Linked DNA regions of Homo sapiens: region 2 is linked to region 1. The links are chromatin loops, found by intact Hi-C in ENCODE. Cell type or tissue: heart left ventricle. All regions are shown on one strand. Links, peaks and the distances in the headings refer to the core of each region. The heading gives the core; the rest is flanking DNA.

The links. Hi-C counts contacts between places; a loop is a spot of excess contacts. Peaks named below come from ENCODE experiments on the same cell type or tissue, not always from the same donor. Only the 100,000 strongest peaks of a DNase experiment are listed, where the experiment ranks them.
Region 2: a loop joins it to region 1, with 2.6 times the contacts of the local background. A loop is called at or near these places in 55 of 110 quality-filtered maps.

Annotation. Positions count from the first base shown.
Region 1 is chr1:241,528,675-241,534,711 of GRCh38, reverse strand. It overlaps KMO (kynurenine 3-monooxygenase), which reads right to left and starts at 2,334. Exons shown (of 15, transcript NM_003679.5): 1 at 2,214-2,334. The coding sequence starts at 2,267. RefSeq lists an enhancer at 2,602-2,751. In heart left ventricle, for the core only: a CTCF peak has its summit at 3,237 (motif pointing left); no DNase peak of the experiment used is centred there; H3K4me3 peaks cover 1,090 bases; H3K27me3 peaks cover 1,319 bases.
Region 2 is chr1:241,844,566-241,850,295 of GRCh38, reverse strand. It overlaps EXO1 (exonuclease 1), which reads right to left and starts at 2,092. Exons shown (of 16, transcript NM_130398.4): 1 at 1,943-2,092; 2 at 1,269-1,565; 3 at 1,080-1,184. RefSeq lists an enhancer at 2,057-2,396. In heart left ventricle, for the core only: CTCF peaks have their summits at 2,228 and 2,427; DNase peaks (open chromatin) are centred at 2,135 and 2,385; H3K4me3 peaks cover 1,384 bases; H3K27ac peaks cover 556 bases.

The DNA of each region.
Region 1 (6,037 bases), core at 429-5,428:
GACTAATTTGGAGCTTGTTGCAGGAATAAGGATGGCGGATGATAATGGCTTGGGCCAGGATGGTTGTAATGGCTAGAATTTAAATGTATTTTGGATATAGAGCCTCAAGGCTTACTGATGGAGTGAAAGAAGAATAAGCGTTTGCACAAAATGACAATAGGAATCAAACATGATGCGTAAGCATGGACTTGAACAATAGGATGGATAGAATTCTTTTGCAGAGGAATTTTAGTTGCTCCCTAATACGCAAGTAGTAATTTTTGTCTCCTATTTTCCAGCATATGTATGACGTGGTTACATGATGACAATCTCATGTTATTCAGGGAGAAATCCATGGATGACACCCACATTTTTATGCCCCCCAAAACCATATATACAATCACATATTTGTTATCTCTCCCTTGGATTTCTAAGAGACAATTTTTAAAATGAGACATCACTGCTGCCACCTTAGTCCAAGTCTTGAGCTAACGTAACAGCCTCCTAACTGGTCTATCTTGTCATCTTAAAATGTTCCTAGTCATTCTCCACATAATGGTCCAAGGGACCTTTTAAAATCACAACTTAATTTCCTGCCTAAAATCCTCCAATAGTTTCCCATTGTAATTTGAACAAAATCTGATCTTCTTGCCTGGACCTCTAAGATCCTACAAGATCTGGTCTGTCAGCTTTTCTGGCCTCATCAGCTACTCTTCTCTGGCCTCAGGCAGTTCCTGCCTTTCTTTCTGCTCCTTGAACTTGGGCAGCTCATTATTGCCTGAGGGTTTCTCTTCCTGCTGTTCCCTCTGCCTGAAATGCTCTTTCTCAAGATCTTCACGTAGTTAGTTCTATCTGATCATTCAGGTCTCTGGTCACATGTCCCTTCAGCAGAGCAGCTGTCCCTGACCACATTCTAAACAGGTACTCCCAAAGATACTCTCTACAGCACTACCCTGTTTTCGTTTCTTTCATAGTGCTTCTCTTTAACTGAAATTGTCTTATTTGTTTTCTTCTTCCTTGTCTTTTTCTTCTCTGGAATTCTCACCCTCGCATCCCTACTACCTAAAACAATATTGGTACATAGTAATCAGATTTTGTTGAACACATGAATTCTCATTTTGTGCAACATTTTGATAGGACAGATTGGACACAAGCCTAGTATGAAGCAGTGACGACACATGTCCCAACCAGTGACCAACACATCATGTGATAGCATTTCTAAATGAAAATTTAGAATCAGAAATATTAAAAGAACTGTTCTAGCACTTTGGGGAAAAGACACTAAGGAAGGCAGAACAAAAGACAGCATATACTGTATAAATACATGTGTGGCATAAAATATACCATCTATATTCAGCCTAGAACAGTGTTACGCCCTCAATAAATTTTTTGTTGAGTGGATATATGAATAATTAATGAAAAGTCTCCAAATGATTTGACCAAAGGTGATAGGGAAATGATTTAACCTTGACTAACTGGGATGTTTGTATTCTGAAACAGAAATTCTGCTGAGATGGGAAAAAGCAAAGTTGAATCGGAGCAGACCCATGTTAAACAGAACTACCTTTGGCACCATAACTATGAAAGCAGAGAGTGACCTCTCCTTCCGTCTTGTTAGGTATGGGGGAAGCCCCAGCACCTTTACGTCACGTGCTCAGTGAGAGGTGAACACCTCACTCCACTGTCTTAGGTGCTCCACTGGAAGAGTCAAGTAAGTCAGGCGACCACATAAATCTTATTCCCAATTACTCATATAACTAGTGAACATTCAACATGATACTTTGACGTTAGCTTCATGTTTCTTGACCCTTTTATTCTCATTAGACAGCATTAACTGAGTTATTAAACAAAGCGGAACAAATGTTTTTATTAAAATGAATATTGAGACTAATTCCTGTTCCTAAAAACATAGCCAATTTGGGGATAAAATCAAATTCAATTTGCATTATTTTTGCTTTTTAACAAATCCTAAACCAAAATGATGAGGGAAAACAGAAACCTTTGTATTTAATGGCTATAAAATACCTTTCCTGAAAAAGAACAGATTAAAACTCATACTATATTAAATCTATGAAAATAAAAATATTAAAAAAATAAACAAAATAGCTGTATTTAAATATCAGAGTTTTCACAAGAAAATTAACAATTTGCAGAAGTGACGAATAATAATCATTACGAGTAATAATAGTTAATATAATACCACCAACAATAGTAATCCATCTGAAAATTCTTACCAAGCCACCACCAATGACAGCTACTTTTTTCCTTTGAATGACAGATGAGTCCATAACTGCTGAAGTATTTTTCACAATTATTGTTGCTTCTGTCACTGAGTGACACTGATTTCTGTGTCTCCTACACACTGATTTCTCTGAGTTTTTATACTGCCCCAAGCCTAGTGCATTCATGAGCCAGCGGCAATGTTTAGTCAGGGCTAATTTCCCTTGACAGTATTAACCCATTAGTTGGCCAAAGTACAATCAGCTCAGCTCTAAGAAAAAATAAATCCATTACAATAACCAAATTTTTTAAAAAATCCATCCAATTGGAGACACTCTATTTTTTCTATCTTCTGTGTAAGACACAGAAATTTTTAAGCAGTCTTGTGGCTTTTCTTCTTCTTTTTCTACAGCATATATTCTTAGTTTCGTTTTCATTCATGATTAACCATGAATGGAGCCCTTCTCATCTGAAGTCCAAAAACATCTTATACCTCCCTTAGAGAGTAAGATGACATGGTTTCATAATTCATCTGTGGATCATTTTTGTGGTTAAGACCAATCAAAAATTTCATCTAAAGGGTCCTCATGGATTGTTTTTAACAGGCTCTACCAGGGAAAATTCTCTGCAAGGTCTTAATATTCTCCCGATCAACATTTTGAATTGTGTAACTGACCATACTTCCCCTTTTTTTTTTCAGCCCAGATGCTAGAAAATTTAGAATCTAATTTTAGAATCGAAAATTTAGAGTCTAATTACCACTAGGGGAGATGACTGACACAACGCTTCTGTAAACTCATTCCCGACTTCATATTATCTATTCACTTTTTTGTCTTTTTCACTCCGTTTTAAATGTTATACTTTTGTGCATGATTTGCGAATGGCAATTGTTTTCTGGAACATGATGTGGTGTAATGTAAAATAAGAACATAAATGAAGTTGTTTCTTCACTTCCTGTTAAGCACATAAAGAATTCAGAACGTTTTTTTCCCTGGTTAGGAACTAGAGTTAAATGGCATTCAATAGTGACCCCTTGTGGATAAGCATGATTAGGTATTTTATTTATTTTGAATAGGTAATACATTAACATGGCATGAAATTAAAGACACAAAAGAGTACACGGTGAATAGTAATCCTGCTAACCTTGACCCTTGGCCACCTATTCCTCCTGCCCAAAGACAACAACTGTTTTGGTGTGTGGGTTACCGTATTCTTCTACACGTTGATTATGTCTTTCTTGTTCTTCCTCTCTCTCCTTTTCTCTCTCTCTTTCTCTCACTCTCTCATTCCCTTCCTTCCTTTCTTTTTAAACATACATTTAAAAACTTTTTCCACATCATATTTCTCACTTTACAACATATAGCTTGAGAATTCTTCAATATCAATATGTAGAGAATATGTATCAATTCCTCAGTATCAATATGTATCATTGTTAAAAAATCTTTTAAAAATTATGAACTATAACACAAATGAACAGTATAATAAGTTACTGTAAAGCAAGTATCCATGTAACTACCATTTAGGTGCAGAGAGAGAATATTGCCAGAATCCCAGAAGTCTAACGTGCCCCCTGTTAATCACCCCTCCTTCGTAGAGGTAACTGCCATACCAACTTTCTTTGCTTTTATGTATAATTGTACCATGATAGATGCATCCCTAAAATAGTTTAGTGTTGACTTTTTTGAACTTTCCTATAAATGAACTTATACTGTTTATTTTTTTACAACTTGCTTCTTTTTCTCAATATTATATCTCTTAAGATCCATTTGTGTTGTTGCATGTTTTTCCAGTTCATTCATTTTTATCGTCATTTATTATTTGTCCATTGTGCTGTTGATGGACATTTGGGGTGTTTCCAAATTTTTAATATCATGAATAATGGTGTTGCCATAAACACTCTTGTGTATACAATGTCATGTACATATGTATGAGTATCTCTAGGTTTCATATGCTGTTTATGCTTTTTTGTTTGTTTTTTGTTTTTTGGGTTTTTTTGAGATGGAGTCTCACTCTGTCACCCAGGCTGGAGTGCAATGGTGCAATCTCGGCTCACTGCAACCTCTGCCTCCCAGGTTCAACTGATTCTCCTGCCTCAGCCTCCCGAGTAGCTGGGATTACAGGTGCCTGCTACCACGCCTAGCTAATTTTTGTATTTTTTCAGTAGAGATGGGGTTTCACCATGTTGACTAGGCTGGTCTTGAACTCGGCCTCAAGTGGTCCACCCGCCTCAGCCTCCCAAAGTGCTGGAATTACAGATGTGAGTGACTGCGCCCAGCCATGTTTATGCATATTTTTAACCTTTCTGAATAAACGAAAGTTACATTCCAAAGTAGTGCATTAGCTTTTACTTAACACAATGTGTAAAATTTGTCTTCTGCTGTATCCTCACCAATGTATGTATTGCCAAGAATTTTTAATTTTTGCCAGTCTGGTAGATGTGCTTTATATTTCAGTGTTCTTTTAATTTGCAGTCCTTTGATTATCAGTGAAGTTGAGCACATTTTTACCTGTTCATTCACAACTTCTTTTTCTTCTTCTGTATAGGTAGTGTTAATTTTTGGGGGGGGAGGGTGGGAATTTTTTTTTCCTTTTTTGAGTCCCATTGCATATGAACTTTAGTACTTAGATATGTCACAAATAACATTTCATTCACTCTGTGGCTTGCCTTTTTGCTTTCCTAGTGGTGTCTTTTGATGAAAGAATATTCTTCATTTAATACATTCTTTTCCCTTGTGGTTAGAGTTTTTCATGTCATGTTTTATCACTTTTTTTGTATAATCTTGAGGTCATGAGGATATTCTTCCATGTTGACTTCTAAAATAGTTATAATTTACCTTTCATTTTTAGGTCTATGATCAACATGGAGTTAGTTTTTTTGTTTTTGGAATGCTGTGATATAGATGTCAAAATTTTATTTGTTTTCCAAATGAATACCCAATATTCCCTGTACCAATAAATGAAAAGACTTTCCTTTTCCCGCATTGCCTTTGGTGTAGGTCCAGTGTTCATATATGTGTGGGTCTCGTTCCAGGTTTCTATTCTATTTCATTCCATATAGTCTATACTGCCCATACTATACCTACTAATGCCAGTTCCAAAGCCAAATTACAATAGCTTTAATACAATCCTTAATATCTTCATCAATTCACCCACCTTGTCCTTCATTAATAATGTATTGACTATTCTTGGTGCTTTGTATTTCCATCTGTTTTAGAATCAGCCTGTTAATTCCATTTTAAAAATCCCTAAAATAAAAATATGGTTGGGATTTTTGACTGGGATTGCTTCGAAGTTATACATCTATCTGGAAAGAATAACTATTTTGACTACTGCGTCTTTCCATTCAGAATATGATATGCCCCTCCCCACCATCTGTTTGTCATCTCCAAGGCTTACAAAGTTATATTCTTTCCCTGTAGAGGTTTGATCCCCTATTATTATGTTTAGGTAATTGATTTTTTAAATTTTATTGTAAATAATATCTTTCATTTCATTTTCTACTATTAATAGTATTTAGAAACACATTATTTTCCATTTTGTGAGCTTGTATGCAGCAGCATTGCAAAAGTTATTAATTCTATTGATTTTGTCTGTAGATTTTTTGATTTTTCTTTTCACCCAATCGCAATGACAGTCCCTTCCTTCCTTCTTTCCTTCCTTCCTTCATTCCTTTTTGTCTTTCTTTCCTGTTGACTGAATGGTGGATTTTTCTCTTCACCACAATCATGGTAGTTTCTCTCTCTCTCTCTCTCTCTCTCTCTCTCTCTCTCTCTCTCTCTCTCTCTCTCTCTCCCCCTGCTACTGACTGATTGAATGATTCTTTCCATGCTGGCTAGTA
Region 2 (5,730 bases), core at 186-5,185, 320 kb before region 1:
GTTTTTTTTTTTTTTTGAGACGGAGTCTCGCTCTTTCGCCCAGGAGGGACTGCAGTGGCCTATATCGGCTCACTGCAAGCTCCGCCTCCCGGGTTCACGCCATTCTCCTGCCTCAGCCTTCCCAGTAGCTGGGACTACAGGCGCCCGCCACCGCGCCCGGCTAATTTTTTGTATTTTTAGTAGAGACGGGGTTTCACCATGTTAGCCAGGATGGTCTCGATCTCCTGAACTCGTGATCCGCCCGCCTCGGCCTCCCAAAGTGCTGGGATTACAGGCGTGAGCCACCGCGCCCGGCCAGAAATTGTTCAGATATTCAAGAATCACTGCTCTTTAATATTTTAGCTGGGCTCCTCCCTATCAAACAATTTCCATAGGGTAGAATTTACATTAATCACTAATACTACCTCTAATGCCACTTGACTGTTGCTTATTGTTTGTTTAGTCTTTCCAAAGTGCTTTTGCACTTTCACTCCTGACACATGCTTCAAGGAGCCAGGCACAAACAAAACCATGCATGCGATGGCATCGCATTGCCTCTACAAAGGGCATTAATCATAAGGGTCAACGTGCAAATTCAAATAGGAGTAGAAACTCAAAACAGTTTGTAGGAAGGTAAGTATTTCAATTAAAAAACAAAGGAAAAATTCAAAAAGAATTACAGAAATGATCCTGTACTTTTTTAGGACTGAAATTCACTGCTATTAGAACGCATTATTCTAAGCACGAACATTCTGGTAATAAACAGTGGTGGCGCCCAGGGGCAACTCCATCAGCCTCTCTGAAAGCTACCCTAAAGAACTGTGAAACTGCGTCTGCTATGCAAATACAGCTTCAAGACAAATGCTTTAACTTTCCACCCCCTTCCATTCCGGTTGCAGCCCCCTAAGCCCTTTCTATACAGAGATTCTGGAACTGTCACAACCCTTTCTGATGAAACGACCTCCCCCCACTCTACAATAAAAAGTCAGTAATGGGCACTGAGCAGTTGCTTAGCATTTCATAATACAAATCTCTCCTATCAAACGTTAAGTTTGGAAGGAAAGGAAGAAAGAAAGTACAGGATCAGGAGGCAGCTTTACCCTGTTGACACCTTATCAGAGCTCTAAAGGCTCTGGTCCAGCAGTTCTCAAATTTCAGAGGTTCTTAGACTCTCAACTCCACTCAGTGACTGGGATTCACTAGTTCTGCTGTGAATGAATTTTAAACAAAGCAGTTAATCTGGATGCAGGTGGTCCTCAAGCCACAGTTTCAGAAAAACAGTCTCTTACCTCTCAGATGATATCTAAAAAGAGTTTTCTCTCACTCCGAGGAAAACGGATATAATAGTTCATGAAATTTACATAAGTTTCTTCTGGGCCAGGCAAATATCCTCGAATAATTATTTCTTCTTTAGCGTAGTAAGAATGGCTGAGTGCGATAGTAAGAATGACTGTGTACATATCTCAGAGGTCGCATGTGGCACTCGAGGTAACAATAACAGCACCATCTTCACTTTATCCCTCTGTCTCGCGGAGATGTGCAGGCGTGGCCCCCAAGCCCATTCCAGACGACACGTTTCCTTAGGCCTGCAAAATATTATGGGAAAATGTACTTGTCAACATTTAAAGGTGGAGAGATTGCATGTAAAACCTGGACTGCCAGCTTCTGCGGAAAAATGAGGTAAGTCTGGCAACCCTGGCGCCTGCTCCAGCCCGGAATCGTCTGCTCTCTTATCTCCCTCCGTTCACTGAACTGCAGACCTCTGGTTGCCAGACGTCCCCTCGGAACAAAACACATACTCCACTCAGGCTAAGGGCTCCGCTGTTGGGTTGGGAAGATCACGCCAGACCCTCTCCTTCCCTTCCTGGAAGACCCGAATCCCGAGAGGAGGGTCGGAGGTGACGCGCAGGTCGACCCCCAAGGGAACCCACCCATTAGCCTCCGCACAGCCCGCTCCTCTCACCTTCCGAGAAGGGACTCTCCTCCTCCCCTTGAGCGGAGCCGATTGCGGTTGGAGAAACCCGCTCCGACGCCCCTAACTCACTGTGGCCAGAGCACCCACGGCCGGCAACGCAGAACACGGGTAACTTGCCTACACAGCGCGCGAAAGGCTGACCTTTCAATTTGCGCGGGTTCCTTGCGGCCCCGCCCAGAGGATGTGACGTCAACGCGTATCCCGCAACCCGGTTCCGCCTCCTGCGGCTTCCAACTCATAGGGTTGCGTCCTGAGCTCTCCGTCTCGCTGGGTAGACAGCGGCTCACTGCCATACGACTGCAGCCGCTGCTGCCGGCCCGAACTCCGTGCGGCTTCTTGAGGGCGCGAGTGGCACTGGCGCTGATGGCCGATGGTGAGCACCGCCTCGGAAGTTGGGAGTGTTTACACCCGCCGGGGCTGCTGGGCGTTGTAGTTCCCTCCTGGCTGCAGCCCCAGTTCTGGAGGCTGATGTTGAAAGAGCGCCGTCGCGCGTTGATGTTGAGGCTTTTCAAACCTGAAAAAGTTGCTCAGTCCCCCTCGGCGTCATCAGTCCCATCCTAATTCCTTCATTCTCTTTAAAACGCCCGGTTGCCTCTACAAATCGAAATTGAATTCAGTTCACGCTGGGTTCTTTTCCCCATTGCAGTAGTAGTAGTGATTAAAATCTGCCCCTACCATTTTACCTAGAACCCAGCTTCGTTTATTTTTGACATAAGTCGGGGAAAAATTAGCTATATAACAAGACCTTGAAAATGGGCCTTAGAGACAAAGACTTTAGAGGCATTTTGGACTTTCATGGTCACTTGTGGCTAGGTTTCCAATCCTCATAACACCCCAGACCTCGTCGCTGTCCTCTTAGGGATATTGTAATTTAAAAAATTGGAAGAAACCTTAGGCCAGACCACAAAGTAATGTTCTGGGCTCAAAGATCAATAGGAATGATAATGCAGACTCAATTCAAGGAATTGAAGGGGAAGAAGTGAGCACATTGTTAAACATGCTCCCCATTTGATTACGTTCTTTACATCTTTTCCTCTTTTAAAGTCTTTTTATGATCACTCTAACATCTATCATGCCAATTTTAAAGGCATCTATGATGCCTTAAATTTGTTACTAAAATTGTTGAAAAGGTGCCACATTTGGGGAATGTGTTTGGAAAAGCTGTGTTGCTTTCTCCCTGGTTCTGGTCTTTAGAGCTGGGACTAGGAGAGATGAGAAAAGTTATCTTCCCTCCCTCTTCCAAAGGCTATGGTAGACCTAACCCTAAACTAGCTTGGAGTGGACTCTTGGAGAAAGTGGGGGACAATTTCAAACTGCAGTAGATTAAAGAGGAACTTCGATGTGGGCAGCATGTGTTTGTAGAGAAGCCTTCTTACACTCATTGGACTATCCAGCTGTAGTAACTGCTTCAGTACCTAGAATCCAACCATGAATATATCACACATGGGGGTCTTAGGAAGGAACCCCAAAATCAAAAAGGTGTCCATTCCAGTGTCACTGGATCTGTCATAAAACTAACATGAGAGTTTGCTGCACTGTGAACGGCTCATGTATTTACTGTGAATTTGACTCCCAAGGTTTCAAACTGTATTCTTGGCTGCAGTGTTCAAAGACTAAAATTGGAAAAGAAAACACTAGTTACAATACATTTCACTAACAGAATATTTTTACTCTTTGGGAGGACAAAACCATTTGCATCAATGTGTGCAGTAATTTACTACTGCCTTAAGTGTGCCTGTCAGTTCCAGGTGGCATGGAGGCATAAAGAGATGTCCTGTGTCTTCAAGGAACTTAAGATCTAGTTCTGTAGACAAAACACATGTTTATGAGACAGTTAAGTCACAAATCATGATGGCATGTTATTAAATGCTGAAATAAATGGTATATCCCATATGTTTCCAGCTTAAGACTCAGTTCCAATGTTACCAGTTTCCAAATGTCTTCCCTAAGTTAGATATTTGTTTGATATGCACAAGCATTCTGTGATGGCTCTTTGGTCCTGACACTTCTCATATTCTCATTGTGTTTGAATTGTCTTTGCCCTTCAATAGACTGAAAACCTTTTGAGGTAGGGTTGCCAGATTTAGCAAATAATAACGTAGGACACCCAGAAATTTGAATTTCAGATGAACAACAGATAAATTTTTAATATATCTAATGCAATATTTGAGACATATACTAAAAGAAATCCCTGTTTATCTGAAATTTAAATTTATCTTGGCATTCTGTAATTTTATCTGGCAACCTTACTTTGAGGGCAGGGATTATGTCTATGAATTTTCACATCCCAGTAGCACTAGTGTTGATTTTAAACATTTCAAATGTGTGGACTAATACATGAATGTCCTAGGTATGGCACTATTATTATGGGTTTTCTGGGCTGCTCTTATCTTTATTTTTTTATTTTTTATTTTTATTTTTATTTTTTTTTAAGACAGAGTTTCGCTCCTGTTGCCCAGGCTGGAGTGCAATGGTGCGATCTCGGCTCACTGCAACCTCTGCCTCCTGGGTTCAAGCGATTCTCCTGCCTCAGCCTCCCAAGTAGCTGGGATTACAGGCATGCGCCACCACGCCTGGCTAATTTTGTATTTTAAGTAGAGACGGGGTTTCTCCATGTTGGTCAGGCTGGTCTCGAACTCCCAACCTCAGGTGATCCGCCCGCCTCAGCCTCCCAGAGTGCTGGGATTACAGGCGTGAGCCACCGTGCCCGGCCAGCTCTTATCTTTAAATACTGTATCTTGTTGAAATATCAGGTTGCCTGATTTTTAATTTGGAAGATACTGTCTCCATTGTTATAGGGCAGTGTTTTCTACAGTGTGGAACTTAGCCAATGACTTGGGGCCTAGTGAGAGTTGTGGGTGCCCTCTAGATGGCCTCCTGCCTTTGCCTGGTTTCAGGCAGGGTTGCTAGAACCACAGCTGAGCAGCACCTTCCCCACCACACACACACATGCACACACACACACACACACACACACACACACACACTGATGCATACACCAGTAATTTCTAAGAAGAGACATAGGAGTGGGGGTTCTTTTTAGTCAGCAGCATTAGGAAGCTTTTTCTAAAGCTCAACTTCCCTCCAAATCAGAGACATGGGAACAAGGGACAACCTCAAGTGTTGGGCAAGTCAGCATCGTCTTGTCACCTCATATGGGACTAGGTTTTTATTTTGCTCCTCTGTTAAAATGAATGTGGATAGGTGTTCAAAACAGTATGTATGCAGTGTAAAGGTGAAGATGAAGGAATTGTGCACAGTGCTGGTGACTATTACATATATATGGAACAGAATATCCTTTTTCTTCTGACTGATCATCAACGGCTCTGGTTTTCTGTTTAAGTAACTTATTTTTAGGCGCTCATTTTTGCAGCTCAATTTGATTGATTTTGATTGCATTCAATTATTTTTACATTTTTAAATTATTTTAATCGAATGACTTTGTGTCCATTGTATTTTTACGGTTATTTCTATTATGGCAAGTGACACAGTGTTAACATGAAACTTGCTTTTTAAGTAAATTTAAGTTGAAAATCGATTAAGTAAACAATAGAACAGGTGTTTTGCAGCAATGGTAAATATGAGTAAGTGAGCTTTCCGTAACAGTCATTTCTTCCATCTTTAAAATAACCCTTCAGTATTCCCCTCATTTCTCTGCTCCTGTTATCGTAAAACTTTTTGAAAAAAAAAATCCTGTACTTCCTGTCTCAAATTCCTCCATTTACTATTATAAATAGTAATATTGTATTACTATTACATTATATTATATATGTAAA